Linked DNA regions of Homo sapiens: region 2 is linked to region 1. Evidence: chromatin loops called from intact Hi-C (ENCODE). Cell type or tissue: K562. All regions are shown on one strand. Each heading gives the region's core, and the rest is flanking DNA. Links, peaks and the distances in the headings are about the cores only. Region 1 has its middle 100 kb from the start of DPH5-DT. Region 2 overlaps DPH5 (diphthamide biosynthesis 5).

Region 1 (16,821 bases), core at 5,120-13,119:
GAGGGAGGGAGGGGGAGACAGAGAGAGAGAGAGAAAGACCATTACTGCCACCTCTCGCTCACTTCTTCAGAACTGAGAAAATGTTGAAGAAAGTTGGCATTTGCTTGCCAAAGTTTCACACAGACAGTCTGACTTTTGTTTTTACTTCCATGACCTTTAATGGCTTTCAGTGCAGTCAGACCAACTCTGCATATATATTGACACTATGAAAACCACACAGATAAGCAGTTTTGGGTTTTCATGCTTTATTTACTTTGGAGCTTAACAATCATACACATATTTCCCTGTTAGAGGTCCCAAAAGCTTTGTTCTGATCTTGAGTTGCTTTTGTCTGTTATTCAGCGTTTGGATTGCTTTATAATTACTCTATGAATGTATGTATTTTAAACATTTTTTTTTTCTAGGAATAGTTCTATTTTGTTATTGGGTGCACTGTATTTATGTTTCCATTAACAGAAGTATGAAGAGTCCAGTTCAAGCTGAGAAACTCACACTCCACTGCCATACATCTGGGGAGATGCAAACAGACAAGGAAGGAAGGAATTTCTGCAATCACTAGAGGGACAGGTTTTGCAGCAGATCACCCTCACATCTACAGATGCTCTCTATTTCTTTTCACCCAGAGGCTTCAAATTGCCCGTTGACATCTCTGATTTTGCCAAGAGATCACGTGCTTCAGTTAGTTCCCATTCCCTTGTATCATTTAGGACAGAGTAAATTCTTCCAGAACACTAAAGAAATGAAAGTTTTGAAAAATTCGATTTTTTTTTAATGTTTTTAATTGTAGGAAAAGGTACATAAAATTTACCATTTTAACCATTTTTATGTGTACAATTCAACAGCGTTACATACATTCATGTCGTTGTGCAAATATCACCAGTATTCATCTCCAAAACCTTTGTTATCATCCCAAATAGAAACTTTGTATTCAGTAAAAAATAGCTCCTTGTTATCCCTTCCCCACACCTCCTGGAAGCCACTATTCTACTTTCTGTTTCTATGAATTTGACTATTCCAGGTACCTCAGATAAGAGGAATCACATTTGTCCTTTGTGTCTGGCTTATTTCACTTAGCATAATGTCCTCAAGGTTCATCCATGTTGTAGTAGGTATCAGAATTTTAATTTTTTGAAAGCCAAAAATATTGCATTGTATGTATGTATATACCACATTTTGCTGATTCATTTATCCATTGATTGTTCTTTGGGTCATTTCCATTTTTGGCTATTGTGAATGATACTCTTATAAACATTGGTGTACAAATATCTGTTCAGTCTTTACTTTTAATTTTTTTGTGTATAGACATACAAGTGGAATCGCTGAATAGTATGAGAATTCCATGTTAAATTTTTTGATGAATCGCCATTTTGCATTCCACAATGGCAGCACCATTTTACATTTCCAATGGCAGTGCACAAGAGTTCCTATGTCTCCACATCCTTGTCAACACTTGTTATTTTCTTTGTTTTTTAGTAGCCTTCCTAATAGATGTGAAATGCTATTTCATTGCTATATTTTAATTATTAATAAATCAAATTTCTGGCCTAAATTTCCAGATGTTCTTAAAAAAGATTTGGAAGTTACTACAGACAGTTTTATAGTAAATAAAGAATATTTTATAAGATTCTTAATGTGGTGCCATCTTATTTGAGGAAGTGAATAGTTAAACAACTATTAGCTAAATAGCTAAAGAGCCATGCAGGATACACAAATAAGGGAAATAGTCTTAAAGACATACTTTATTGAAATGCACACAACACACAATCCTAATTGGATTAGGTATTTAGAAAACGAAGACAATAGAATCTTTTCCATGTTTCTACATGGGCACTTGATAGCCAGGTACCAAGCTATGGGAAACAGGGGTTGGGGGGTAGCTCAGGGGAAAGGGAATTATACTGCACATCCAGGTGGCCATGTTCAGTTTGCAACTGAGTTTAGAAAACGGGAGAATGCTGAGGCTGAGGGAGACATTTTGGAGTCATTAGCCTATGGTGATGCCATTGGCCTGGAATTGTCAACTCTGTGCAGGCTGAGAAGGGACTCCAAAGGGCAAAATAGGATGCACAATAGTTGAGGGTAGACAGAGGAAAAGGGACAAGGAACAATTATAGAATTAAGAGAAGTGGTTCCCTGGAATCCAGGGAAAGAAAGATTTTAAAAACCAACTTGTCAAAACTGCAGACAGATTGGATAAATAAATAATGAAAACTGCCTACTGGATGTGGCACCTAAGCAGCCATGGGTAACATTCATAGAGCACTTTCAGTTGAGGGGTGGCAGGAGCCTGTAGGAGTGGGAAGAAAGTGGAGAAAGTGAACAGACCTCAGTCTTTCAAGAGGTTTAAGAATGAATAGAAGGAGAAATTCAGGATGGTGAGAAAAGCACTGTTTGTTTTGCAAACTGCAAAAGACTGGAGCTTGTTTATAGGCTAGAGGGAAGGAGCTGAAAGAGAGGAAGAAGCTAAAGACACAGGAAAGAAAAGAGGCAGCTGATAGCTGTAGGTCTTGGAGAAGGTGGGAGGGAATGAAAGCCGGAGCACAGGTGGCTGGATTAGCCTTAGCTAGGAAGTAGGAGTGTGAAACTCTCCTTCTGGAACAGGGAAAGCAGGCAAGGTCACAGCATGCAGAGATGTTTATAGAAGTATCTAGAAGTAGGGGAAGGGCAGGAAGTTAAGAGCACCCATGCTTGATATAACCTTTGTGAAATCGGAAATAAAGTCATCTATTAGGAAAAGGTTATGTTTCAGAAAATCAATATGGTTGAATAGTGCAGTATACATTGAATGAGCTAACTGTTAAAAGTAGAACACTAATATAATTGTCCAGGCATGAAGTTATATGAGACTTAATGGAGTGATTAGAAATGAGGTTGGAGAAAGAGAGGTGGACATCATGCTTTTTTCTCATATTCTTCTGAAAGTCAGAAGCAGTACTTCCGATAAACAAATCCCAATAGACAATATCCATGCAATGGGAATTGCCACATGACATCAGTATTTAAAGCTGTCTAAAATTAGGCCAGCCGCAGTGGCTCACGCCTGTAATCCCAGCACTTAGGGAGGCCCAAACAGGCAAATCACCTGAGGCCAGGAGTTCGAGACCAGCCTGGGCAACATGGTGAAACCCTGTCTCTACTAAAAACACAAAAAGTAGCCAGATGTGATGGTACATGCCTGTAATCGCAGCTACTTGGGAGGCTGAAGCATGAGAATCGCTTGAACCCAGTAGGCAGAGGCTGCAGTGAGCAGAGATAGAGCCACTGCACTCCAGCCTGGGCAACAGAGCAAGACTCTGTCTCAAAAAACAAACAAAAAAAAGCAAAAAATAAAAATAAAAAAAAAATAATGAACTAGAACGAAGCATATTTGGAGAAATAAGACTCTCTAAAGACCAAGTTGTGAAATTGCAAAGAGATTAATGTATACTTTTCCTACCTATTTCAGTCTCTGGATTATCTAAGTGCCTACACACACACACACACACACATACATACACACACACACACACGCCATTTTTATGTGTGTACAAATATACAGGGGATATACAAATTAATTTGGGTGGAAGTAGGGTAAAGGCAAAAGGAGCCTGACCAAAAACCCCATATAAACCAGAAATGCAGATCACAATTATGAATAATTCACTTCTTTATTATGGCAAAATATACATTACATACAATTTACCATTTTAACCATTTTATTTATTGTTTGTTTGTTTGTTTTTGTCCTGTTTGCAGTTTCATACATGATCATCAAACTGCTGCTAGGATGCACACACCTATTACTGCAAATTCACAACCTAGGAAAGACTTTTCCTGGGAATTTACTTTAGGTCAGGGTTGGGCTGCCTGGTACAAGGCTGCACCCACAACTGAGCAGGTTCAACAACACAGGAGCCTTTCCCAAGACCATCATTTTAACCACTTTTAAGTGTAAAATTCAGTAGGATTAAGTATGTCACATTTGTGTTCATGCATCACCACTATCCATCACTAGACAGTTCTCGTCTTCCCAAACTGAAACTCTACCCATTAAACAACTCCCCGTTACCGACACTCCCACCCCCTGGTAATTGCCATTCTATTTTTTGTTTCTATAAATGTGGTTATTCTAGGTACTTTATGTAAGTGAAATCATACAATATTTGTCCTTCTGTGTTTGATTTATTTCACTTAGCATACTGTCTTCACTATACCTGGTAAGGCTCTTTTGATTAGGGAAAATTTGCACAGAAAAAAATACTGAATTCTTTTCCAAAAATTTCCAAAAATACAGAACAATATATTTGTTCATTCATTCATTCATGCATTCAACAAGTATTTATTGAGCCCATATTGTGCCAGGCTCTTCTTCTAATAAGCCATTGGCAGGAGATAATAAAGGAATCATACTAATCTCCTTACTAGATCACAGTTATTCTTCAATCAACATAACTCAAATTATCTGTCTCAGATTACTAATGCCACCAGTGGCTCACTTCCTGGATCTTCTTACATTGGCATATCATCGGCTGAAGAGAACAGTGGCAGAGTATCAAAAGAATCAAGCCGGTTTCTATCATGATAACTCCTGTGCATGGAATTTTTGCTGCTGTCCCTTCTTTCCAGAAATACTGACACTCAGCTAGCACTAAAAATCACAGAGGGAGAACTGGCCTATATGTTATACCCTTGTTAATATCTGACTTAACCGCATGTTAATCTGCTTTATCCTGTACAGGTGCACTGGACATGAACCATGCTTCTTCCAGCCAAAATATCAAAAAATTCACAGAAAAATCTGAGTGTTCAGTTTTTCTTGAAAAGGTAGAAAATCTGGTATTCCTGGGCCCATGTTCTCATGTGTCGAGAAATGACTAGGGCCAAGGAATAGCTGTCTCCTGTAAACAAGGTTTTCACCACAGTTCTCATTACTTCATATATATATATATATGTGTGTGTGTGTGTGTGTGTGTGTGTGTGTGTGTATTTCATATATATAGTTCATATATATGCTTATATATATAAATACATATATACGCTTATATAAAAATACATATATACTTCATATATATACACATATGTGTATATATATGAATATATAATTTTAAACATCCAGTTCTATATATACATAACTGGATTTTCATTTGTCCATTCGCTCATGTTAAGTATCTACTATGATAAATCATTGTGTTAAGCATTATGGATTGTTAAACACTGTGACTGTACAATTAGCTCCAGGCACTTTGGGGGAAGAACAGAGCAGAAAACAGACATAGCTGACCTTGGTCAGAAAAACTACCCTGGCTGTAAGGTCATTCTTCCTTAACATAGTGGTAAGCAGTTCAGTCTGCAATATTAGGCAATATCTGGTTGAGCACTGATTTCTAAGGTGGGGTAGAAATACTAAGAGCAGAAAGATAGAATGTAATGATTCCTGCAAAATCCTCTCATATGGAATAGGCCTCCCAGATAAGGGCTATACAGTTTCAGTTTCTAGAGAGAGAAGGCTGGCAGGTAAAGATAGGAGAGCTCTGAAAAAATGAAGGAGTTGTTATTGGTGGTGGTGGTGGTGTTGAGGGGGGTATGGTAAGACACTCACTGGTGGGTCTGAAATCACTGCTGCAATTGCTTCCTTTGTCAGGATTAAGCCAAGGCACTGAGCAGGGCTGAGCCTGCAAACTGAAGTCCCTCAGTTCTACGCCTGAGCAAGGTAAGAAACTGGGTATAACTGATGCAGTAGACTTGTGTGTGAACTACTGTGTTATAGAGGAGAGAGTAGCCCCTGACCTGGGGGAGTCAAGAGGTTTTTCAGAAGTGGCATTTTACCCAGATCTTCAAAGAAAGTCCAAGTTTCACATATGGAAGTGGGGATAGACGAGCAACCATCTAACAAATGTATATTAAGTGTCAACTAAAAACAATATGCTAGGCATATAAAGATGAATAAATTAGAGATCTTACTTTCAAGCAGCATAAAGTCTAGTGGGGAGAAACATATTAAGCTCATTAGAATGAGTAGAAATTAATGAAATTAATGTTGAATGAAGTGGCAACATGAAAACAAGAGCAATGAATTCTTCTGGGAGGAGTAAGAGGAGGTTTTATAGAGAAGCGGAGTTTAAGGTGGGTGCTGACCGATATGGAGGAGTTCACCAGGCAGATTGTAAGAGCATTCCAAGCTGATGATAGCATATGACAGGGCATTGACCCTTGAAAATGATTTCAGAGAACTGGCAACGATTCATCACTGCTGAAGCTTAAGGTAAGAAATAGGACGCTACGGAGATAACGCTGCAGAAGGATAAGGGCTGAAGAACCTCTGTAAGTTGAAAAGAATGCCAAGTAGCCTGCAGTGACTGGAATGCAAGATGCATGGGGAAAAAAATGGTTATTGCTGAGGTTATGCAGATAGTATAGAACCGCTTAAAACCAACGTGTACTGTGGATCTGTTTTTAACTTTTTAACAGGTATAGTCCCCTCAAGAATAGATAATTCCTATGGATCCACTCCCCAGAAACCTATGGAGTATCTCAAATATCTTAACGCCCATACATTGCTCTCCTGGGAGTTCTCAGGTCTCAGCTAAGAACCGTTGCTTTACAGCAGTGCTTTTGGAGCTTTTATGTAGTGACCTAAATAAAAATAGTAATATTTGTATAATATGCTGGGTTACCGACAGAAGCTGCTTCAGGTCGGAGGCAATTAACTGGGGTTCTAGCTGCTTTCTCCCACCCAGGTGCCTCAGAGGCTAAAGTGATTAAATATCATGTCACTCTTGTAACCTATTTTGTTTTCACTCTTCTGAAGGTTCTTAAGAAGAAGAGTGAAACTATCAGTGCCACTTTTAAAAGGACGATTCCATCATCAATGTAAAGAGTAGACAGGAGGCAATCAGATGAGTTAGAAGCTTTCCTAGAAGTGACTTCAAAGGCTTGTCATGTGTCATTAGTGGTGAGGATAAAAAAGAGGGTATTCTAGAGCTTTTTAAGGCTAGAATCAAAAGATCTGATGACAGTGGTAGCTTCCAAATTTCTATATACTAGGAATTTAAGGGCTTCAGTTGGGTTAGAAAAAGGACTTTGGTTTATAGCAGCAAAATTCACAATTGCAAATACATGAAATCAGTCTAAAAGCCCATCAAATGAGTGGATAAAGAAAATGTGACACACACACACAAACACACACACACACACACACACACACACACACACACACCATGGAATGCTACTCAGCCATAAAAAGGAATGAAATAATGGCATTTGCAGCAACCTGGATGGAATTGGAGATCATCATTCTAAGTGAAGTAACTCACGATTGGAAAACCAAACACCAAACATCATATGTTCTCAATTATAAGTGGGAGCTAAGCTATGAGGATACAAAGATGTAAGAATGATATAATGGACTTTGGGGACTGAGGGGGAAGGGTGGGAGGGGATGAGGGATAAAAGAATACACATTGGGTACAGTGTACACTGCTCAAGTGATAGGTGTACTAAAATCTCAGAAATCACCACTAAAGAACTTTTCCATGCAACCAAACACCACCCGTTCCCCAAAAACTATGGAAATAAAAAAAGTTTTTTTAAAGAAAAGAAAAAGGACTTTGGGAATTTGGAGGACCATCAAATATGTTAATGTAGATTGTCCACTGCACAAGTGAAGTTTTATTGGTGTATGCAAAATAACTGTCAAAGTAATTTACCTGAAGAGGTGCTGTTTTAAAAACTCAAATGTAAGCATGAATCAGTGAAGACTTCTTTCAGCTTAGATGCTGCAGGAGGTTTTAGCCCAATAAAAGGTGACTTGATAAGCAATATTACTGTTTAAAGTGTTGCCACAAACTTAATGAAAAGTCTAATAAATAGATTTTCATCTCAGATATCTGATGTCTTGTATATTTTTATAAGCACTGGCTAATGAACATAGGGCTTTTTCTCCCCTCATCATCACATTTTAGTTTTATCTGATGAAAAAGGTGTGGTTCATGATCCACAATAACCACTAAGCTGCCTGAGAAGGAGCAGCACAGTGTGTGAAATTCTTTTAAGTATGCAGTAATGAGTATAAATCAAGTAGACTATGTCCAGTGCTCTTGTACCTGATCCTGTGAACATCAGTGATCTAATTAAAAATGTGTTCACCAAGTCCTTCTTCTGCATTATTTTTGTCAGCATGGAGGTGGCATAGACATAATTTTATTTTTTCTAAATAAAACTGTTGAGGGGATTTCCTTCCTGCTTCTTTCCCTCTTTAAACTCTCTGAAACAGACTTTTAAAGGTTTCTTTTTTTCATAAATGATTACATTAATACTCTGAATTTTAAACTGATTTTTTTCTCTCTCTCCTGGAATCAAACCATGATCAGATTTTCTTGAACTCTGGCAGTTGAGAATTCAGGTAATCCTCAAAGAAGCAGACTGCAGCTTAGGAAGGGGCGGCTGACCACACTGGTCTATGACCTGGGTGCTTTGCTGTTATCTGTTACAGACAGCTGCTCTGTTTCATACAAAGTTCATTTGAAGACTATGAAAAACATTGAAGTCAGATGCATGAGAAGGCAAAGCTGAGCGTGTCAACAAAGAGAATGAGCTTGATCTAGTGCATAGCTCACAGGGAGTTAAAAAACAAGGCAGGGAAATAGAGTGGTTTCAGAGAGATTCCCACCCCACTTTACAGCAGGAAGGAAGCCCAACCCTCAGAGACTCAGGGAGGAAAGCAACGCTAGATGGATTCTCCTGCATAAAGTGCCCCCACACAGAGTCATGTGAATTTGCATAGATGCACAATGCATGCAGCACTTCCTCCTCTTCTAAAACCTGTTGTGAAGATGTGTTTCTACACCAGGCTTACTGTGGCTATTCTTTATGTGATTCAAGAATCAGAGAAGGTTCCCCAAACAAAAAATAGTGTGACTTTGTGCTTCCCCAGCCAGATAGATATGCAAACAGTTGTAATCGCAGTCTCCAGAAGCCCAAGTCTTGTCAAAAAGGGGTTCTGAAAAATCTATAATCTTTAATATTAACATAATTGTTAACCCACCCCAGGATTTTTCAAATTTTTCAATATTATGCCATGGTAGAAAACAACTTTGTATTAAATGTATCAAAACTTCTAGTACTAAAATAATCTCATCCATGTCTCAGGATGCGATTCATTTCCATCAGAAACCCTTGAGATTGCTAATAAATATAAATTTCCCATACGGATTCCTTTAGAAGCAGTGGGATATTAGACCTACATTCATAAACAGTGAGGATGTAACTAAACATGATACAAACTGGACTGGGCACAGTGGCTCACACCTGTAATCCCAGCACTTTGTGAGGCTGAGGCATGCGGATCACGAGGTCAGGAGTTCGAGACAAGCCTGGCCAGCATAGTGAAACCTCATCTCTACTAAAAATACAAAAATTAGCCAGGTGTGGTGGCACGCGCCTGTAGTCCCAGCTACTCTGGAGGCTGAGGCAGGAGAATCGCTTGAACCTGGGAGGCGGTGGTTGCAGTGAGCTAAGACCATGCCATTGCACTCCAGCCTGGGTGAAAGAGGAAAAAAAAACAGATGACACAAATTGTCAGTGTATCATAACCAAATCATAATTTCATTGCAATGGAAACTCAAGCTTGATTTCCATCCCCGCCCCCCCCCATTTTCTGGCCCTGTTTACAGCATGGCCCAAAAGCAGATCAGACATTATAAACAGTAATACAAATAATGATTTGATTTTTTTGAAGGAGAGGTAAGATTTAATTTCCTTCAGTTGTGCATCTTTAAATTCTTCATATTAGAGCTTTATTTATTAAAATATTGAAAACAATATTAGAAATGTAATTTTTATTATGAAAATAAAGACCTAGAAGTATAGGATGCGATCTATACAATTCCAGTGGTACCTTTTCCCTGAGTAAAAATGTACATTTCACTCCAAAAATGAGTATTCTACTTTTGTTTTGATATAACAAATATGATAATAAATTAAACTTGATTAAAATTATGATACGTTAGGTAACTCCACAGTATATTACTGTGAAGAGGGTTAAGAAAAAGATGACCCAGAGGGAATCTGAAATCTTTTTGTTGTTGTTGTTGAGACAGAGTCTCGCTCTGTTACCTGGGCTGGAGTGCAGTGGTACAATCTCAGCTCACTGCAACCTCTGCCTCCTGGGTTCAAGCGATTCTCTTGCCTCAGCCTCCCGAGTAGCTGGGACTACAGGTGTGTGCCACTACACCCAGCTAAATTTTTGTATTTTTAGTAGAGACGGGGTTTCACCATGTTGGTTGGCCAGGATGGTCTCGATCTCCTGACCTCGTGATCTGCCCGCCTCGGCCTCCCAAAGTACTGGGATTACAGACGTGAGCCACCGCGCTGGGCCGGGAATCTGAAATCTTAATGTAGACTGGGATAATTCTAATATTTATAATTTACAAATAAGCTCAAAACTTCCATTTCAACCAACTTTGTCGATCTTCTTTCTCAATGTGGCCAAATCTATAGTTAAATATAAATACAAGTATATGTTAAACTTCAATAGAAACTTTAAAAACTAGGCTAATATGCATATTTTACCAGTATATTTGGGAAATAAGTTGTTTTGATTGAATGAATTGTCTAGTTTAGCAAGGATAAGAACACTCTTCTTTTGTTGTTTTGACCTACATAGTGAAAAACCTAGCTAAAATATATTCATTTACTATCTTCCCTTCATAGGAAGAATATGACAACCATAAATAAGAAAATTATCCTGGATCTTAAATTGCTGAGGCTTTTGCTTTTCTCATTCCTTAATTTATTCATTTATTCACATATTTACTGAGCACCTACTATGTGCCAGGCACTATTCTGATACAAGCTCTATTTAATATTATTATACATGCCATAGAAGACAATATAAACCATGGAGCTCAATGTGTAAAAATTCAAAGTTATACCTTGGAAACATCTCTTAAAAATCCTTTGTGGGCTGGGTATGGTGGGTCATGCCTGTAATCCCAGCATTTTTGCGAGGCTGAGTCAGGAAGATGGCTTGAGGCCAGGAGTTTGAGACCAGCCTGGGCAACATGGTGAGACCCCATCTCTACAAAAAATTTAAAAAGTAGCCAGGTGTGGTGGTACATGCCTGTAGTTCCAGCTACTCAGGAGACTGAGACAGGAGGTTTGCTTGAGCCTGGGAAGTCAAGGCTGCAGTGAGCTGTGTTTGTACCATTGTGCTCCAGCCTGGGCAACAGAGTGAGACCTTGTCTCAAAAAAAAAAAAATCCCATCAGCTTGTGTTTGGTGGTAATATGGCTATTTTGCCTTAAACTTTGCAATGTCTTTCCTCCGAATGCTCTTAAAACAAACTCTGTTTAATTGAAGATTCTGGTTAATTACAGTTTTGCTGCAGTGCAAGATAATTTTGTAAAGCAATTGCTACAACATTATTGGAATCAGAGATTATTTACTTCTGCATGACTGACAGAAATCCACTATGCAATCAGCAGTCTTTCTTCACCGTCTGCATGAAAAGGCCATCTTTGAATAGAAAAGACAGGCAGTGTGACATAGAAAGGGTACAGCTTCAGAAGTCAGACAAACCTGGCCATTTAACTGTGGGGTAAGTTCTTAAAGCTCTTTTAGCCTTAGTGCCCTTACCTGAAAAATGGAATAATGTCCAACCTTAAAGTTATTCTGATGATTTGAAAAGATAAATGTTGTTCATTCACTCTGCAAATATTCACCAACTGCTTTATCCTGAGGGTAATAGGCAATCACTGTAGGTCTTAAACAGGAGTAGTAACGTAATTGAACTTTGGAAATATCACCCTGGCTGCAGTATGGCGAATGAATGAGGGTGAGGTAAGATTGAAGGGAAACCAGTTAGGACCTGTTATTGTTAGGACCTGTTACAGTTAGGACCTGTTATTGCTCAGAGACAAGTGTAGCTTTCACGTAAAAGTAGAGGCAGTGAGGATGAAGAGAAGTAAATGGATTTGAGAAATTTTAAAAGTCACGTCAAGAGGAGAGGGTAAAAGGTTGGATGCGGATGGTAAGATGGAAGGTATAATGAATATCTCGGTTTCTTGCTTGGTTGTTTGTGGATGGTGGTGCCATAACTAGGAGAGGGAAAATAGGAAAAGGTCTTGTGGCAAAGATGACAAATTCTGTTCTACACAGGTTGTTTTTGAGGTGCTTGTGGGACCCCCCCACCCAAGAAGTACTATGCAACATGCAACCCATGACTAGAAATACAGGTCTGGAGATAACTCAGGGGAACATGACAGAGTAGAAGCTAAGCATTGGGGGCTATTACTGTGCAGACTTCCCAGTTGGTTAAGAACACCTCTGCTCCTTCCACTGGTCTGGGAACATCCCCAGCTCAGTGAACATGAGCAAGTTATTATAGTGTAGTATAAGCAATTCATTATTTGGAATTGTTTTGCAACTATTAGCACTACCTGAAAAACCTGTCTGCGTTCTGGCTCAGCCCCTTAGTTTTCTCAATGCTACTGAAAAAAGAGTCTCTCTATTGTCTCGTTTCTAGTAGTCTGTTTATTAGTTCTCCACTACAGTTTCTTAGAAGTTCAAATTTTTTGCAAATCACAACCACAATGAGATACCATCTCACACCAGTTAGAATGGTGATCATTAAAAAGTCAGGAAACAACAGGTGCTGGAGAGGATGTGGAGAAATAGGAACACTTTTACACTGTTGGTGGGACTGTAAACTAGTTCAACCATTGTGGAAGTCAGTGTGGCGATTCCTCAGGGATCTAGAACTAGAAGTACCATTTGACCCAGCAATCCCATTACTGGGTATATATCCAAAGGATTATAAAACATGCTACTATAAAGACACATGCACACGTATGTTTATTGTGGCACTATTCACAATAGTAAAGACTTGGAACCAACCCAAATGTCCATCAATGATAGACTGGATTAAGAAAATGTGGCACATATACACCATGGAATACTATGCAGCCGTAAAAAAGGATGAGTTCATGCCCTTTGTTGGGACATGGATGAAGCTGGAAACCATCATTCTGAGCAAACTATTGCAAGGACAAAAAACCAAATACCAAACTCCGCATGTTCTCACTCATAGGTGGGAATTGAACAAAGAGAACACATGGACACAAGAAGGGAAACATCACACACCGGGGCCTGTTGTGGGGTGGGGGGAGGGGGGAGGGATAGCATTAGGAGATATACTTAAAGTAAATGACGAGTTAATGGGTGCAGCACACCAGCATGGCACATGTATACATATGTAACAAACCTGCACGTTGTGCACATGTACCCTAAAACTTAAAGTATAATAAAAAAAAGTTCAAAATTTTTAATCTGTTTTCAGGATAGGATTAAAGTGTATGTTCTTCCTCATTTAGGTTTTTCCATACAGCTGTTGAGAGTAACATGTTGGAGTCAAAGTAATGAAGTATAGCTATACTTCATAACTGGGGTTGGGGGGGCGCATTTGAGTTAGAGAAGATACAATTAGCCCCAAGACGGAACACATCTAATGCATTCAGGACCTATGTGGAGTGATGCTCCAGTGAGGAGATGCTGAGATGACGCTGGGGAGGCAAGAGGGAAATGTGCAAAAACTCAGAGGTAAGAACATCACTTATTCAAGGAATTGAAGTTTCAGTAAATAAGAGGGTAAACGAGTGAGTCTGGTGTGTGGTATTTGTTGAGGGAGGTTGAGATCTTGGAGGGCCTTATAAGCCACATAAGGAAGAATGGACTTCATGACAGCAGCTGCAAATTATTGAAGAGTTTTACATGAGGGAGATTTGCAGTTTAGAAAAATCACTTTGCCACAAGGAGAATGAACTGGATGAGGCCAGAGTGGCTGCGGTCAGGAGGCTATTACAAAATTTCAGGTGAGATGCAATGGTGGCCTAATTTATGTTAGAGAGACAGGGAGAAAGAAAAGTGGATACACTCAAGAGATACTGAATAGGCATCATTTGCAGAGCGGTGAATATCTGGATGTGGGGAATGAAGGAGAAGAGAAAGGTAAAGCATCACTGTTATCCATGTTTTCGGGTGTGGGCGACATATGGTGTCAGGGTTCTACTCTGTCCCCTCCTTGATAATAATGGTCCCTGTGTCGTCTCACTTTTAGGGAAATAACACCAAGAGACGCAAACCTTGTTCAATGTAAGTTCCCTATTGCTTCTGCCAAAGTATAAAGCATAGATTCATAATTTTGTTAAAGTTATCAGAAAGTACATTCCTTTTAGCACAAACTGTAATATTCTATAAATTGAGTTACCATGTAGAGAAAAATACCTGTGATCGCCAATTCTGAGATTTGATTCTTGAAACCCTGAGCATTTTGAATTTCTCACACGCTGACCACTAGTATGAGCCACTCTTTCTGTTTAACAGGTATTTAAAAACGACTGTGGCTTACCACAGCCCTCAAAGGGTTTTTTTTCTATTATTACACCAAAGACTTTCCTCTGGTATGTTCAGAGCTACTTTTTAAAATGTAATATATTTTTTAATCCAGTTACCCTGAAGTGCTTGCTTTTAGTTTGTTAGTAATTCTGCTTCAGACAGGATGTACTTCATTTGAAAAGAAAAAGATAGTAAAGGAACATTCAAGAGTTTCTCTGAAACCATTTTAAGAAGCAATAAAGCTTCATTACTTTTTTCCTAAAAACACAGAATTGTTTTTAGTAAATACTATAAAGAAAATGTGCATAATTTTAAGAAAACAGTATTTTAGGATGTATTTGGTAATAACTGATTGTATTTGAAATTTTTTGTAGAGGAAGGAAAATAAGAGAATTGTATGTGAGTCTTTTGTTTGCCAATTTAGTTGTGGGAGACAGACAATGAAAATTCATTACAGTTAAATGTGCTGCTTATTTATCGTAGGAGGAATGATGATAGTGATGTTGAAAACAGAAAAAGGAAGTTTTTCTACAGCTTTACCTATGTATGTCATGCTTTCCAGTTTTTATTCAATTGTTTTTATAATGAAAATAGTATATGTTCCGTGCTCTCATTTAACTGATAGAAGTGGTTGATAGATAATAGATTAGCTGGGCCATTATTAATGTTTTTGTTACTTTAAGCACTTTTTTTGTGACTACTTTAAATGTGGCTTTGTTTTGTTTTTTCACTTTGGGAATACAAAGCAAAAACTTCAGCACATTTTACTTACACTGATAGCAAATATTTTGCTTTCAGAATCTTACTACATTTTATATTTAATGAGTTACACTGGAGTAGAAAATGTTACATTTGTTAAACATAACCCATAATTATCCCAAATTTTAAATATTAATACATCAAAGCTCTTTCTTTTTGTGGAAATGAAACCCTTCTAAGTGTACAGTGGATAGAACCAGGTTTACATCTATTATGTTACTTACATTTTCCATATCACTTGGCATTGTCTCCAGACAGTCTTACATGAGATAATTCCATGCGCCCTTAGAATATTTTTTATAAAGAAATACTGATACTCAAGATGATTTTCCTCATTTTAGCCCTAGCCTCTAGAGGATATGTTAAAGTGATTTATATTAATAACCATCCTTTTTTTAGATAGAAGACTTTATAACCTTTGATTTCTGTAATACACAAGGAGAGCCCTGCTATCTATCTACTTGTTAGGGAGACAACAGATGGGATTCTTTGCACTGAAAAGAAGGCTTAACTAGGTGACCTTTCCTAGGATTCATCAATAACAAGGAGATCATAAGGTCTTCATGTATTATTTTATTTATTCTTTTAACCTTCCTCTGCAGTAGAGGAGCAAGTACTTACTATATACTTAATCTCATCTTATAGCTAAAGAAAAGAGCTATAACTTCTTCCAAATCACCTAACTATTCCCTATAGATCTGGATCCTAAATCTTAGTTTTCTGACTTTCTTTTCTTACAGAATAACCATAGTAGCTTATAATCAGCTTCCTGCACACTTTTTTTTCTCAGTAATTATACTAGTTCTATAATATTCTGACAGAGGTATGAAGATGAGCTAATCTGACTTTAGATGACTCATCAAAGCAAGCCAATGGAAAAATGTAAAAAATAAATTTTAATCTTCAACTTAAAATCTGCTTGGTTAACCATGCAAGTAAAGGATTTAACACATTTATTTGGGATCACTGGTTTAAATCTTCATGACAGTTAACACCATATATTCTTTTGGTAAGACAACCTTACATTTTGAAGTTCCTTACCATGATGTAAAATTGAAACATGTAAAAATACGTTTCTAAGATCAAAAGAGTGATAGGGACATCAAAACGCATTGCAAGATAATGGTTCAATGTCATTTTGGCATATTTTTATAAATACAAACTATTTGAAAAACTGTAAGTTCTCTGTTATCTAATGTTTTATCTTTCAAAACTTACCATCATAATAACAAAGGAGCAGTGCTATTCTAAGTAGAACTTTATTTGTTAGGAGTTAGTTGTTTTTCTCTCCCAAGAGATATATCTAGAACAGGGTCTAGTACACAGCCAGGGCCCAGCAAATATTTGCTGGAGGAATAATAAAAGAATACATGAGTCTCAAGTTCTGGAGAGAAGTCTGGAATGCAAAATAGGTTTGAGGATCACAGCTAAAAAGAAGGATTCTTGACAAATGGAAGAAGAGTGTGTAGAATGAGAAGTACTCAAGAATGCATATAGATAAGAGATACGAACTTGGAAGAAGGATATATCACATCATCTGTAAGTAGAGTTCAATAAGGCAATTAGTACAAAAGAAATATATAAAAATCAGTGATTCTCAGACACAAAATTAGTTTGAAAATGTGAAATAAAATGTGTCATTGATAATAGCATACATATATAAAAAATTTCAGAAACATATTCAGGACTTACT
Region 2 (16,821 bases), core at 2,508-10,507, 110 kb after region 1:
GTAAAAAACATCTACTTTAGGTGTTCAGCATAATTCTTAGCATAGGTTCTTAACTATGGTATATGGCACAAAACTGTTCAGAAATAGAAATTGTCAATGTTCACATTTCCAAACTTCTCTGAACCTCAGTTTCTTCATTTGTCAAGTGGCAATTACCAGTTGGAGGGTTATGTAGTGTTTTATTGAGATGATGTATATGAAAGTGCTTTGTAAATTTTCAGTGCTAGCTAAATGTTAATTTTGGCTGCTGTTATTTTGTAAAGTATTTTTTTCCAAAGACAAAACTTCTGGAGTTACTACTTACAGAGTCAAGACCTGAAGCTGGACCCAGCCTTACCTACAGTAAATTATGTGTACTTTGTTAAGGTGCTGGAATATCTGTTTCTTCACAGTAATAAGTACTGACATTTATAGAACAGTTACAGAACAGTTACTGTGCACTGTTTTAAATGCTTTACATGTAGATTAGGATTATTATTCTAATTACTGTTCATTTTGCAGGGATAGAGAAGTTAACAAACTTGCCTAAGTTCATGCAGATAGTGAATGATAGAGCCAGGAGATGAACCAAAGCAGTCCTGAGTTGAAGTCTGCCACTCTTTTTATTATTATTATTATTTATTATGTTTTTTTATTTTGAGACGGAGTCTTGCTATGTTGCCTAGGCTGGAATGCAGTGGTGCGATCTCGGCCCCCTGCAACCTCTGCCTCTCGGGTTCAAGCAATTCTTCTGTCACAGCCTTCTGAGTAGCTGGGATTACAGGCGTGTGCCATTGCGCCCGGCTAATTTTTGTATTTTTAGTAGGATGAGATTTCACCATGTTGGCCAGGCTGGTCTCGAACTCCTGACCTCAGGTGATCCACCTGCCTCGGCCTCCAAAGTGCTGTGATTACAGGTGAGAGCCACTGCGCCCGGCCGAGGTCTACCACTCTTGACCTCTACACTGTACTGTGTCTCTGTATTCTTAAGGATAGATAATAGCTACACAAAGTTTAACTTCACAGAACACCTACAGAGAAGGTAGGATTCAAGCAAAATGGTCAATGCTGGATCCTGCCCTGCTTAATAATTTGTTCATGTACTCATTTGTTTGACAGATATTATTGAGTACCAGATACCGTTGCACTACAGCAATCCTTATAAATTTTAATAACTCACTCAAAGTTCTCAGTATGTAAGAAACCGTATTATTTATCTATGCATCCAGTTTTACTCCATTTGAATTACTTATTACTTCTCAGGAAATCAGTTTTAAGATTCATGATCCTTCATTCTGTACTGGCTGACGAGATGAAAAAAAAGAAAAGGATTCATGATCTTGCATAATAGCCCGTAACCACTATCAGATGACTACTAGCTTACTAGCTCACTCTCTACTGGATTTGTTCTCTAGAGTTGAGCTGCAGGGAATTAAATCACAAAGCAGTTTGTTTGCAAACTTCCTACATATTTAGAATTCAGTTACTGCTCCTGCAACTCTGCCTTTTTAGCAGAAACTAAGGAATATAGTTTTAAATTAGTATCTTCTGCATTTATGTAGGAATGTTCACTGGTTCTGTAAACAGCTAATTTTCTATTGTTTCTCATTGGTGCTGCCTTTTTTTTCTAGCTGAGTTGCCATATGTTTAACCATTGAAAATTTAATAAAAGCTAAACCACCATGTTTGTTTAAACTTATTGTTTAATATATTTATTCTGTATTACATCATGTTTCTGAAGTAGGGCTCATGTGTACATATTCCGCATTCATCCTACAGTGTTCTATTTGGCCTTTAGAACCAAATTTAGAAATAAATTTAAAATGCAAAAAGCCTCAGATGTTAAGAGTTCCGCCTCCTTTGGGATATTAAGACAGCCCCAAATACAGAGTTTAATTGCAACATGACATAAAGTACTGGCTTACTGATGAGTTGTATTGAATGATCTGCATTTGGGTGGTTGCCAACATATGCACCAGTCCCAAACAAAGAGTGTGTGTGTGTGTGTGTGTGTGTGTGTGTGTGTGTGTGTGTTAGAATGGTCACCTGCTGTCTCTTTATCTTGATATTGGACTTATATCTGTAGGAAGAGTTTTATGGAAGAAAATTGGTTGTTGCTGATAGAGAAGAAGTGGAACAAGAAGCAGATAATATTTTAAAGGATGCTGATATCAGTGATGTTGCATTCCTTGTGGTTGGTGATCCATTTGGGTAAGTCAAGGCAGATATTTTGAGTTTTTAACTCATTTACTTTTTTTTAATCAGTAAGAATTATTCTATTGCATTTAACACTTTTACCTGCCAGGTCCTGATAAGGAACTCTGGTTACTTAAGCGCTATCTAAAATGTCATAGTTTAAACTTTCATGATCTTTGAGATTAGTGAAGAAAAGCTAGTTGGTAAATATATCATCATATGTATCACTACATTATCAAGTGTCAACTCTAAAGTTTGTATCATTGCTTCTGCTGTTTTAGAAGGTCATGTAGGGCAACAAATGCCTTAACTGCTATATCATTATTAAATAGTTCATTACATTATCAAAAGTCATGCCTGCCATTTTCTGCTGATAATTTCAGGCATCTTCGACTTCTTTTGTCCTAGGTTTTTTTTCCTTTTGTAATCATCTACTATTTGGCAATACTGCCGTCACTTTGCTTGCCTTGAATTTATCATTTATCAAGTCTCTGATTTCAGTTTCTTATATCCATTGGGAACCCTGTTCTTTGTCATTACCACGAAGATGGGCATCTACTGCCTAGTCAAGCATCATCAATCTCTAATGTCAAGCCAAACAGAAGAGTTCTTTGTCTACAGCTGGTTACCTAAGATTTATATCACAGATTTAAGGAACATAAGGACCATGTAAGACCTTGGAGGGGACTAGGAATTTAATTTAAATACAGTGGTAAACTTTTGCAGGATTCAAAGCAGGAAAAAGTCAAAATCTGATTAGCATTAAAAGGTCACTTTAAGTGCTTAGGTAAATGGATTTTAGGGAGGCAAGAACGTTTTTGGTGGAAAAGAGAAAAAGATGGGAACATATTTAGAAGAAGAATGCCAAGATGAATGTGGTGGATAAGGAAAAGGAAAGGAGTAAATCTGATTCCCAGGATTCTAGCTTTACAAATGAGTGGTTGGTAGTGTCACTTGAAAACTGGTAGAGAACAGGATTTGGAGAAACAAGAATTGGTTCTGGAAATATGTTTACTTTGAGATGTCAAGTAGGCAGTTAGCTGCTGCTAGAGCTTGGGATGGGAGGTCATCCTAGATAAATGGCTTTTGAAGTCATCAGTATGTTTATGGTGTTTAAAGCTGGAGGAATGGATAGAATCAGCTTAGGAGAGAAGAGTGGGAAAAGAGGACCTAGGATGGCCCTAGGAAACCTTGGAATTTCATCGTGTACCTGGAGCCAGAGGAGGAGGGAGAAAAAGCAAGAGAGTATGTTGTCACAGAAGCCAGGAAAAGAGACTATTCAAAAAGGAAAGACTGAATACCTTCAATATAATACTGAAAGTTTGACTGTAAGATGAGGACAGAAATATGTGTATGAATTTAAAGACATGATGTTTGGAGTTGATTAGTGGTGGTTTTATGGAGGAGCTGGAACTTGCGCTGGGTCTGGATAGGGTTCAACAGATGGAGATTATAGGGTGGGCCAGGAGAAAGGTAGAAGGAAGAATGCTCATATAAATGAAAAAACTGAGGCACAGAGAAAGTACCTTGATGTAATTAATTGCTCCCATGCTCAAAAACCTTCAGTGACTTCTCATGGCCTTAAATCTTGAAGTCTTTCTTTTTTCTCTAGCTACTCTTTAACCGCTATGCTAAAACCAAATGGTACAACTTTCCATTTCATAAGTGTTTTGTAATATTCTTCCCCTATTTCTTTGCTCAAGCTTTTTCCTTAAAAGAGTTCTTCTCAGTTCCTAATTATACCTAATTGTACTATAAAATTAGTATACAGCTCAGATGCTACCTCTTTCATTCCTGTTTTATTCCGGAGTGCCTTTTTTTTTTCCATTTTAGACTTCTTTAATTTGCCCTTTCTTAGTGATTCATCGTATATAGCCTTGTATTTGAATTCAGATTTAAGGAATATTTACTGTACTGCAGTTATTTTTTATTTACCGGCAGATTATAGTTAGGATATGATAGTTGGAAATGGCATGATGGGGAATGTGTAATTTTAATTGGAATATGAGTGGATTAAATGGAGGAGAAATCAGGTAAGGAATATAGAATGCAGCAAGGCACTGAAATTCTTAGATATGAGCAAAAAATATCCCTTATTTAATTTTAAGACCCCTTCTTATTTAAATAAAATATATAAAAAGAAGATTGTTTAAGATGCTGAATCTTAAATTCTTTTTTTCAGTACTTTTAAAATGGTAAAATGACACATGACAAAATGTGTCATTTTAACCATTTTAGTGTACAGTTCAGTGGCATACTAAGTACATTCACATTGTTGTGCAACTATCAGCACTGTCCATCTCCAGCAATATGAAGTTCTTGAAGACAATTTAAAGTCATAGTTAAGTAAGTTCATGTAGTCTCATCTTTGTTCTTTTACCCAGGTTATTGAAAGGAATATGGAAATAGATCACACAAAGAAAGTAAATGAGTCTAAAAATATATACTAAATCAATAGAACTTAATCACTGTGAGAGTTGACAGTCTCAAACATTCTATCCCTAAATCTCTGCATAAGAAGTCTTTATTAAACACACTGTTTCTAATGATGGTTCTGTTTTATTATTCCATTCTGTATTTCAATATGCTCTGTAACTATATTATTATAATGAATACAAAATTTTTATCCCTATGTTGTATGCCTTTTCCTTAGTGGCATCCATATACAGATAATATGTCCTGATGTAGGCTGACTGCTTCCATTCCATGTAATGAATGTGAACAGTGCTTGATACCTAATAACTATAAAATCAATGGCAGCATTATTATTAGTCTATTTTTCTTCAATATAAATAAAGCTGTCACATGTAAATTTATGTATATGATACCTTCCTGCCTCCCACTTCTTTATCCCCATGTTTTAGGTTGTTTCCTTATGGTAGATCCTCCAAAATAGGTTTTTAGGAATAAAATATCAAAAGGTGTGGACATGGACATTTTGTAGAATAAAGCATATTGTCAATTATTTTTCAAAAGGATAGTGCCAAGTGTTAGTGCTTCCATAGTTCATGAAAACGTCATTTGCGCTATATCATTGCAAACATTACTAAATTTCTGGCCCACCAGCCACACTTATGTCAAAAACGGAGACACTATAAAATTTAAAACAAACATACCAGCCGGCGCAGTGGCTCATGCTTGTAATCCCAGCAACTTTGGGAGGCTGAGGCGGGTGGATTGCCCGAGCCCAGGAGTTTGAAACCAGCCTGGGCAATGTGGCGAAACCCCATCTCTACTAAAAATACAAAAAAGTAGCCAGACGTGGTGGCAGGCACCTGTAATCCCAGCTACTCAGGAGGCTGAGGCAGGAGAATTGATTGAACCCGGGAGGCGGAGGTTGCATGAGCCAAGATCGTGCCACTGCACTCCAGCCTGGGCAATGGAGCAAGACTCTGTCTCAAAAAAAAAAAAAAAAAATCAAATTTTGTATATTCAAATTGGTCACCTTTGTGTACTTTATTTTATTGATTCCATTAATCAAAACATTTTTGGATCTCCTTTCTTGAAATTGCCTTTAGAACAATTTCAAGTAACAAGCATGTTATTACAGACAGATTTATTACTATTTCTGAGCATACATACATATACACATATATGATTTTAGATAGAGCCATATACCTAGAAATAGTAAATTTGTTTGTGTGTATATGTATGTGTCTACTCATTTTAAATAAACTTGTGATAGAGATGTAATTTTGAGCCAGTTTTTCATTTGCTTAAATAACTCACCAAGTAACTAATTTAGTTTTCTTTACTCTTAATGTTAAGTAGTGAGATTCTGTTGAAGGTGATATTAAAAACAATTCTTTATAATTGACATTCATGTTATTTTTTAAAAGCTTATTTGAAATCAAATTAATGATTATTTTTCATACCAGTTTTATTTTATGTATGTGATTAAAAACAGGCTTCCCTGGTGGGCATTTGTTAATTTGTTAATATATATCTGACTGCTCCATGGGGTGAAAGCCCTTTATCTTCCTACTTGGTATGCATTGACCAGTCCACAGGTTCTACTTGTTTGCATGTGGTTTCTCAGACATGCTAATGTTGCTTTACCCAGTAGGGCCTGGAATTTTTATCAGGAGGGAAAAAGGCCTTTAAAATGAAGTTCTAAATTGATAAGCGGTTACATTTCACTGTGTCCATGTTTATATTTATCTATAGTCTCTCTTTACTCCAATCTACCTACTTACAATCTTGAGATTTTATCTTAAAAATGGAAAGGCAACAGGTCAAATATGCACACATACGTACATACGCATACACACATCCTAATTACACACAGTAACCAAATAAAAACAGTTAAAATGACTGCTGGACAGATATAAAATCCAATATTATAGGAGATAGGACTCTCATATAAAGACTGAGTGACAAGCTGTGAAAATTTATGTACAGGCATACCTCGTTTTATTGTGTTTTGCTTTATTTCATTTCACATACATTGCATTTTTTAAAAATTGAAGGTTTGTGGCAACTTTGCATTGAGCAATCCTATTGGTGCCATTTTTTTCTGACAGCATGTTCTCACTTCCTGTCTCTGTGTTACATTTTGGTAATTATTGTGATATTTCAAGCTTTTTCATTATTACATCTGTTAATGATGATTTGTGATCAGTGATCTTTGATGTTACTGTTGTACTTTGGGTTGCCACAAACCAAGCGCATATAAAATGGCGAACTTAATTGATAAATGTTGTGTGTGTTCTGACTGCTCCCCACCAACCAGCCATTCCCCCAACTCTCTCTCTCTTCTTGGGCCTCCCTTTTACCAGAGACCCAACAATATTGAAGTTAGGTCAATTAATAACCCTACAATGGCCTCAAAGTGTTTAAGTGAAAGAGTCACATGTCTCTCACTTTGAATCAAAAGCTAGAAATGAGGAAGGCATATAGAAAGCCAAGAGGCTGGGTGTGGTGGCTCACACCTGTAATCCCAGCACTTTGGGAGGCTGAGGTGGGCAGATCACCTCCAGTCAGGAGTTCAAGACCAGCCTGGCCAACATGATGAAACCCCGTCTCTACCAAAAAATACAAAAATTAGCTGGGCGTGGTGGCGGGTGCCTGTAATCCCAGCTACCCGAGAGGCTGAGGGAGGGACAATTGCTTGAACCCAGGAGGTGGAGGTTGCAGTGAGCCAAGATCATGCTACTGCACTCCAGCCTGGGTGATATAGTGAGATTCCGTGTCAAAAAAAAAAAAAAAGAAAGAAAGAAAAGGAAAGCCAAGATAAGCTGGAAACTAGGCCTTTTTCATCAAACAGCCAAGTTATGTATGCAAAGGAAAAGTTCTTTTTTTTGAGAAGGAGTCTCATTCTGTTGCCCAGGCTGGAGTGCAGTGGCACAATCTCAGCTCACTGCAAGCTCCGCCTCCCGGGTTCACGCCATTCTCCTGCCTCACCCTCCCGAGTAGCTGGGACTACAGGCGCCTGCCACCACGCCCAGCTAACTTTTTGTATTTTTAGTAGAGACGGGGTTTCACCGTGTTGGTCAGGATGGTCCCGATCTCCTGACCTCGTGATCTGTCTGCCTCAGCCTCCCAAAGTGCTGGGATTACAGATGTGAGCCACTGCACCTGGCTGGAAAAGTTCTTAATGGAAATTAAAAGTGCTACTCTTACGAATGCTCTAATGATAAGGTAGTAAAACAGACTTATTGCTGATAGGGAGAACGTTTTAGTGTTCTGTATAGAAGATCAAACCTGCCACAATATTCCCTTAAGCTAAAGTCTAATCCAGGGCAAGGCTCGAACTCTCTTCAAGTCTATGAAGGCTGACAGGGGTGAGGAAGCTGCAGAAAAATTGTTCCAAGCTAGCCGAGGTTGGTTCATGAGGTTTAAGGAAAAAAGTTGTCTCTATAACATAAATGTATGAGCTGTGGAAACAAGTTATCCAGAAGGTCTAGCTAAGGTAACTGATGAATCACTACACAGTAGATTTTCAGTGTGGATGAAACAGCCTTCTATTGGAAGAGGATGCCTTGTAGGACTTTAATTGCTAGAGAGGAGAAGTGAATGCCGGACTTAAAAGGACTGGCTAACTCTTGGTAGGGCTAATGCAGCTGGTGACTCTAGATTGAAGCCAGTGCTCATATATATAGCCTTATGAAAATCCTAGGTCCTGTAAGAATTATGCTAAATCTATTCTCCCTGTGCGCTGTAAGTGGAACAAGAAAAGCTGAATGACAGCACATCTGTTTACAGCATGGTTCACTGAATATTTTAAACCCACCCTTGAGACCTGCTGCTCAAAAACATAGATTTCTTTCAAAACATTATTGCCATTGACAATGCACTTGGTCACCCAAGAGCTCAGGCAGTGTACAAGAAGATTACTATTGTTTTTATGCCTGCTAACCCAACACCTATTCTACAGCCCATGGATCAAGGAGTAATTTTGACTTTCAAGTCTTTCTATCTAAGAAATATATTTTGTGAGGCTGTAGCTGCCCTAGATAGTGATTTCTCTGATGAGTCTGGGCAAAGTAAATTGAAAACCTTCTGGAAAGGATTCACCATTCTAGATGTCATTTAAAATATTCATGATTCATGAGAAGAGGTGAAAATACCCACATTAATGGGAGTTTGGGAGGGGTCGATTCCAACCCTCCTGAATGACTTTGAGGGCTTCAAGACTTCACTGCAGGAAGTAACTGTAGATATGGTAGAAATACCAAGAGAACTAGAATTAGAAGTGGAGCCTGAAGATATGAAGGAATTACTTCAATCTTAGGATAAAACTTGAACAGATGAAGAGTTGCTTCTTATGGACAGGCAAAGAAAGTGGTTTCATGAGATGAAATCTATTCTTGATGAAGATGCTGTGAACATTGTTGAGATGACAACAAAGGATTTAGAATATCATATAAACTTAGTTGATAGATTACTAGCAGGGTTTGAGAAGATTGGCTCCAGTTTTGAAAGAGGTTCCACTGTGGGTAAAATGGTATCACACAATGTTGCATGCTACAGAGAAATCTTTCATGAAAGGAAAAGTCAATCAATGCAGCAAATTTCATTGTTTTATTTTAAGAAATTGCCACAGCCACCCCCATCTTTAGCAACCACCACCCTGATCAGTTAGCAGCCATCAACATGGAGCCAAGACCATCCACTAGCAAAAAGATTAAACTCACTGAAGGCTCAGATGATTGTTGGCATTTTGTAGCAATAAAGTGTTTTTAAACTAAGGTATGCACATTTTCTCGACATAATGCTGTTACACACTTAACAGACTACAGTATAGTATAAACATAACTTTTATATGCACTAAGAAACCAAAAAAATTAATGTGGCTGGCTATATTTTGATATTCACATTATTGTGGTTATCTTGACCCAAACTTGCAATATCTTCATGGTATACGTGTATATTCTGCCTTATATTTTAAATACAAAGACAAAGTCTTCAAAATAGAGCAGTGATTCTAGTTATGCCCTAATTTAGAATTTTAGAGCAGTAATTTTAAGAATTTAAAAGGGCTCTGAGACCAAAGAGCTTAAGAATTGCTGCTCAAGAGTTAAGTTGCTGAGCTTATATTTCATAGATGTCTTTTTCACGTATTTACAGGACAGTGGGCAAGTAAAGGTCCCTTTCTTAAGTAGCTGCCAAGGCTGCTTTAGGAGTGTTACAGTAGCAACTCAGCATTTTGAAGGGCATGTTTAGTCTTGCATTTTCTTGCTAAAAAGCTCAGATGAAAGCCTTATGCAGGTGTGTGGAAGAATTTGAAGAAAGGCAGTGCTCCTGCCTCTTTAATTGACATGAACTCAGGAAATATAGCTTTACTGTCTTAAAAGTGTTGTTTGCTTTAATCCAATCTAATCTTTTCTCACTACAGGGCCACAACACACAGTGATCTTGTTCTAAGAGCAACAAAGCTGGGAATTCCTTATAGAGTTATTCACAATGCCTCCATAATGAATGCTGTAGGCTGCTGTGGTTTACAGGTAATGCAACAAAGGAGGTTTTTCAGTGGAATTAAATAAAAATGTTTTATTTTTCCACAAATTGAAAATACATTTAATTGTATTTTATGAATCATAAAACATACTACTATTTGATACTAGGCTGCTTAGTATATACATAGACTGAATTTTTTAACACTAATTTTTTTATGCTAGGTTTTCCCCCTTATTGGAATCGAATGTTTAGATTTAGCTAGAAAATGATTTTAACCTTAAATCCAACTTGTACTTACATAAAAAGGAAAATATAAACTAATCCAAATGACATACTCAGCATTGTCGAGGCCCATGATTTTTCATATAGTATTGTTTTGTGTGCTGTCAAGAGCATTGTGATGCTGCATTTCTTAATAGAATCAGTATAAAAGCTAAAAGCCAGTGATATGGGCTTTTAAACCAGGTTTGCAGTTATTGATGTGTAAAGTTAGTTATTTTTGTGTCCAACAGTCTTGGTTCTGAGGGGTTAGAGTGCCCCACAATTGTTTCCAAGATTTACTTCTTAGCTACTATCATTTATATCTTTATCATTTATATCTTAGCTACTATCATTTTCCAAGCTTGGTGTTTGTATTCTGATGTTCACACATGGATAATCCATGACAACTATGACTGCTGCTTGGCTAACAGTGGTTTTAAGACATCATCAATTGTTAAGACACATTCCTATTTTCAGATATATCATAATAGGAAAACAACATGCATCTTAGAAGCTGTGAAATAAGTATTTCCCAGTGTGTCTTCCTGAAACACATAATTTAAAAATAGATATTTTCAAGAAGATACATTAGCATCAGGCACCAATGCTATGTCTGTAGCTTTAGAGGACTATATTTTCTGTATGACTTGGAGAGAATAGTTCAATTTAATTGACTAATACTGGCTTTTTATGTCAAAATGTTGCCTGTGTTTATGAAGAACTAGAGAAAAAGTATAAATGATTGACCTGACCTGACAGTATTCACCACTTGCTCTTAGTTGTTATGTTTAAATTAGCATGGAATTTTGCTATCTTTTTTGTCCAAAATGCATACTTTTTAAAAAACCTTGCCCATTCAAGTCTTTTTTTCCCATTTTGAAACCCTTCTGAACATTTCTGTGTTGGAGTAAGTCAAATGCTGTTCATAGAACTATAAAATGTTAGCACTACAAAGAATGCTATAGGGATGGAGAAAATGATGCCAAAATATGTTCCCAAGGTCATTCAGGTAGGTAGATGGAGCTAAAACTCTTGATCCCTAGTCCAGTATTCTTCCCTTCTGGGGGTGTCCAAGGGAGAGAGTACAGTCATGGGTTCTTAGTTTCTGTTGCTGGTTCGGCCAGTAAAGCCCCTTCCTCATCCCTCTTTTCTGCTTATCACTAGAGACAGAAACTAAAAACCATGGCTTCAGGCTGCTAAAAGCCTAAAACAAAACAAAACAGAAAAACAACAACAAAATAAGGCAGACTGGACAAGCTTGTGACAATGCTGCCTTTTAAGAACTGATGACGGATGGCTGGGCGTGGTAGCTCACGCCTGTAATCCCAGCACTTTGGGAGGCCGAGGCAGGTGGATCACCTGAAGTCAGAAATTCAAGAACAGCCTGGCCAACATGGTGAAACCCCGTCTCTACTAAAAATACAAGAATTAGCTGGGCGTGGTGGCAGGGACCTGTAATCCCAGCTACTGGGGAGGCTGAGGCAGGAGAATCACCCTAATCCACAAGGCGGAGGTTGCAGTGAGCTGAGATCGCGCCATTGCACTCCAGCCTGGGTGACAAGAGTGAAAACTCCATCTCAAAAAAAAAAAAAAAAAAAAAGAATTGATAATTGCTAGAAGAAAGAAAAAAAGGAGAGAAATTATCATTTGATAAATAAAGATATGTAAACCTTAAGCTAATAGGACATACATTTTTACCATATTTCATATAATTTTGTGTCTTGTAAAGAAAGTTAACTAGCCCTTTCTCCATATTTTGCTCTAAATTAAGCTATTTTTAATTAATTTTTTTGCTTCTTTATTAAGCATAAAAATAGAACACATCCCATATAAATCTGTTTTATAGACTGGTTAAAACTAAACCTGGGTGACCCTGTCCTTCTGATCCTCCACACTGATAGACAGGTAAAGTGTAATTGTTCTCGTGTCTAAATTGGGTGAAGGTATTTGAGTGGGAATTTACGGTGAGAATTAGCAGTCTTTATGTAAGCACCTACAGTCATATCCACATATATTATTTTTCAAAAAACTTTCTCACAATTGTGTATGGGATTTCTCTAAACAGCCACACACCATTTTCCCCCCAGCTTAGTTTTATTATCTAATCTGGATATGAAATGGCTATTTGTGTGAAAAACAGGAGGTGCCTTTTAAGGTTCTGTCTTATATAGTGATCACATTTCTATGAAGATATACTTCTTATACCACTGAAATTATTCATATCAGAAGAGGTAATTGTTGATTCATTTTTGTACAGTTTTTTAACATAAAAAGCATTAAAAATCATATGCATGACACACTTAAATTTTAAAATAAATGTATAGATATCCTGCATAATGCAAGTACTTTGACAAAGTCTTCTTCCTTATAATAGCTGGCCTTTTTCTCTTTACTTTTTGGACTAGCGCTTATGGAAGAAAAAATAACCTAAATCTGTGGTTCTCAGACTTAGTATTTATTAGAATCACCTAGAGGGCTTGTAAGACAGGTTGCTGGGCTTCATATTCAGACTTTCTGATATAGTAGATCTGGGATGGGGTCTGAGAATTTGTATTTGTAACAAAGTCTCAGGTGATACTGAAGCTATTGCTACAGGTACCATACTTTGAGAATTACCAACCTAGACAAATTAAAAACTTAGAAAGTGAAAGAACTGTGTTGTCTTTTTTTTGGCATGGCAGGATTGGAAGAGTAGGTTTTTAATTCCCAGTATACACTTGTTAAATGTAGGATGTTGAGAGGTTATCTTGCCATGCTCTCTTGCTCAATTTTTTAAAAGGGAGATAAGAACCACTGTGAAAAGGCATTCTGTCATCTCCATGAAAGAGCTTTCCATGAGTTCAAAAACAGCCATCAAGTTATTGAACAGAGTAGATTAAAGAGTAGCAGTATGAAATTTCTAACCTAGAAATAGACAGACTTTTCAGCTATCAATTTATCAACCCCCTTTGAACTATTCTGTTGTTTTTGTTATTTTCTAAAGAAACAACATGCAGAGTTCAGAATCAACCACTGAGTATTGTTCATTACCTTTGTAGTTTATTAGCCAACAGAAAATTTTTGTTTATCACTATGATGGTAAAAATTGTTGTATAACTATCTAACACTCCTTCATACACACAGACATTCACACACACAGCCAGTTGATACACACTATCTTACAGACTTGCCATAAAATAAAATTCTCTACCACAAACTCCATATTCCTGATGAAAATTTTCCTTGTAAAATAAAAAGTGTATTAGAGGCTTCCAAGTTAGACATCTTTAAAGAGAATAGTGATCCATTCATTCAACAAATACTGTTAACCTACTTATTTTTCTAAGTGCCTTTGGATACAGTGATAAACTTGACCAATAGGGTCCTTGCTCTCAAAGAGATTCTATTTTAGTGGGCAGAAGAGACAACATCAATAAAATGATAAATATTAGATAATGGTAAGCATAAGAAATTCAAGTAGACTGGTATTTAGAGAGTGACTAAGTCACTACTGAGGTCGGGAAGGTATCTCTAAGAAGGTGACATTTGAGATTCGATATGAATCAAGAAGGAACTAGCATATTCCATACAGAGGAAACAGTGCAAAGGCCCTGAAGTGAGAATGAGCTTGGCTTGTTAAAGGAACCAAGGAAGGGCTTGTTGGACCATAGCAGGCAAGGGAAAGAGTGACCTGAGGTTGGATAGGTGGATAGGGCTGTATCACTAGGCTCTCATTCAACATTAGGAGTTTAGATGTTATCCTAAGTGACATAAATTGACATTGAAGGGTTTTAAGCAGTATAAATACTTGATCTGATAAATTTTTTAAAACATAAGCTTTGGCCAATATGTGGAGATTGAATTACTGCCAGGCAAGATTGGAATTGAGGAAATTCTCTAAATTACAGTCATTTAGAGGAAAGATGATGGTGGCTTGTACTGTATGGAGTAGGGCATAAGAGAAGATTTAGAAAGTGAACTTGTAAGAGCATTTTCTATTAAGAGAATTGAGATTTGGGGAGATGTAGAGAGCCATTTCTGCCTTACTGATAGTCCTAGGAAAGGAATTGGGGTCTTTATGCTAATGGGTCCTTTTCCACCATCTCCACTACCACAGTTATTATGGTTTGTACCCCCAAAGACTTGTCTATAGGCCTGGATTCTTCTATTACTACTGCTCGATTGGCTTCCTACTTTGATTGGTTCTGTTAAACTTGTTATTGCTAGAGCAGTTGCCTCCTGTCACTAAGAGCCCTGTGCCAGTCTTTCTGTGCTTTCAGGACCATAGATTAATCATAGAATTGATTATGTGGAAGAGTATGATTAGGTTTATCTTACTCCTAGACTCTTGAGGGTATGGATGTTGCCTTGAAGTCTCTACTAATGTCTTGGGAAGAGTTAAAGTCATGGGGTAGGTATTAAATACATGTATGTTAAATGAAAGAAGCCAGACATAGAAGATCATGTATTATTTGATTCTGTTTACATGAAGTGTCCCCAAAAGGCAAATCTGTAGAGACAGAAAGTAATTAATGGTTGTTTGGGGCTGGGCATTACAGGGATTGACTGTGAATGGACATAAGGGGTCTTAGTTGGGTGATGAAAAATGTTCTAAAACTAAGTATGGCAGTGGTTGCACAGCGTGGTAATTTACTAAAAAGCATTGAATCATATGCTTGGAAGAGTTATTGTTATGTGATGATAATGCAGTAAAGTGGTTAAAAAAATGAATTATACGAAGTTAGCTAGATAGGCAAGAGGGCAGAAGGCATTCCTAACAGAGAGAGAAGTGTAGTTAAAAGAGAGAGTCTTGGAAGCACTTTAGGGAATCTGTAAGGTATTGCAGTAACACACACACACATACAAATATGTGCATACATAAATACCAAAGAAACCTTGGCTGTCTAGGGAGTCAGTTAACACGAGGCTTAGAATATATCTATGTTGAATAAGAATAGACTACATATTGGGTAGAATTGGTAGAGGAAAAATATAATGGAAAAGATTTAGAATTGAACTTCAACTTAAAAGCCCTTGTTTTACTTCTTGCCTAGGCAGTAACTAAGGCGTCATCTTCTCTGGATCTCAGATTACTTTACTGTAAGGGTATGTGGTGAGGATTGGGAGGGAGACTGGATGAGAATGTTGGTTTTCAAACCACACCATGATGTATGAAGATGCTTTAGGGATTCTGCAGACAATGAAGTAATGACATAACACTAAATAACAGAGATTTAGATCCTCAGGGAGCCCAATCATTATCTTTAACTCTATTGATGTTTTACTTAAGAGTAGTTCATTTAGAAAAAAAGAACTAAATGTACACTAAGTGCCAGTAAGATGTATGAAAATTACTAAACTAGATAAGGTCTAATATAGATTTGGAAGCCAAAAAGCCAGCCTCTTTTCCAACATTTAGCAAAGATTATCTTGACTGAGATACTTTAGGTACTCAAATTTTCATTCAATAAATTTTAGGATTTTTCACATTAAAATAATAGTTATAAACACATATACTTTAAAATCATGTTTTTAAATTCCTAACATATTTCTAACACTTGTATTTGTTTAACATTTTGCAGATTTTTCTAATGAAAGAAAAGCCTATTTGTATGTCTAAAGCCAGGCATGTTGGTTGTGTTTAGATGTCCTGGTAATGAAAATTTGCTTAATAAATTGAGGATCACTCTTAATAAATCCGAGATTTTTCTCAATACACAGAAGATAGGAGAATAAAGCACTTTTCTTTGTTTTTTTTTTTTGGTTTTTGTTTTTGTTTCTGTTTTTTTGTTTTTTTCGGGGGGGACGGAGTCTTGCTCTGTCGCCCAGGCTGGAGTGCAATGGCGCGATCTCAGCTCACTGCAAGCTCCACCTCCCGGGTTCATGCCATTCTCCTGCCTCAGCCTCCCGAGTAGCTGGGACTACAGGCGCCCACCACCACACCCAGCAAATTTTTTTCATATTTTTAGTAGAGACGGGGTTTCACTGTGTTAGCCAGGATGGTCTCAATCTCCTGACCTCGTGATCTGCCTGCCTAGGCCTCCCAAAGTGCTGGGATTACAGGCATGAGCCACCGCGCCCGGCCAAAGTCCTTTTCTTGAATTCTTGAGTTTAACATTTCTGCAGAAGCAGTTAGCTTAGACATACAGAATCAGAATTGCTTCCATTTAGCATTGTTCCTGCTTTAGAAGAACCATTTTCCTTGATAATAAATGATTTCTATGCTCACAGAAAATTAGGAAGATATATTGAGTATAAAAAGAAAATAAAAAAGCATCCATAGTACCACCACCTAGAGATATCCACAGTTACCAATTTTGGCACATTTCAGTCTTTTTATTCAACACTTAGTATGTGTATATTTACTTGATCTTATAGGCCAAACAAATATTAGAAAAAATTACAAATTCTGAAATACTTCTTTGTATAGAATTTTATTATCTTTCTTAATCATTTGTGTGATAGAATATATTAGTTCTCTTGTAGAAATTTGGTGACTGAAATGGT

The links. A loop is a pair of places that touch in the nucleus more often than their neighbours do. Peaks named below come from ENCODE experiments on the same cell type or tissue, not always from the same donor. Only the 100,000 strongest peaks of a DNase experiment are listed, where the experiment ranks them.
Region 2: a loop joins it to region 1, with 6 times the contacts of the local background. A loop is called at or near these places in 14 of 110 quality-filtered maps.

What each region holds. Positions count from the first base shown.
Region 1 is chr1:101,120,242-101,137,062 of GRCh38, reverse strand. It overlaps LOC124900440. Among named protein-coding and RNA genes, the nearest start is that of DPH5-DT, 100 kb to the right of the region's middle. RefSeq lists enhancers at 8,920-8,969, 9,388-9,487 and a silencer at 14,283-14,332. In K562, for the core only: no CTCF peak of the experiment used is centred there; a DNase peak (open chromatin) is centred at 8,452.
Region 2 is chr1:101,007,010-101,023,830 of GRCh38, reverse strand. DPH5 (diphthamide biosynthesis 5) reads left to right here. Exons shown (of 8, transcript NM_015958.3): 3 at 2,066-2,190; 4 at 10,013-10,121. Among named protein-coding and RNA genes, the nearest start is that of DPH5, 10 kb to the left of the region's middle. In K562, for the core only: no CTCF peak of the experiment used is centred there; no DNase peak of the experiment used is centred there.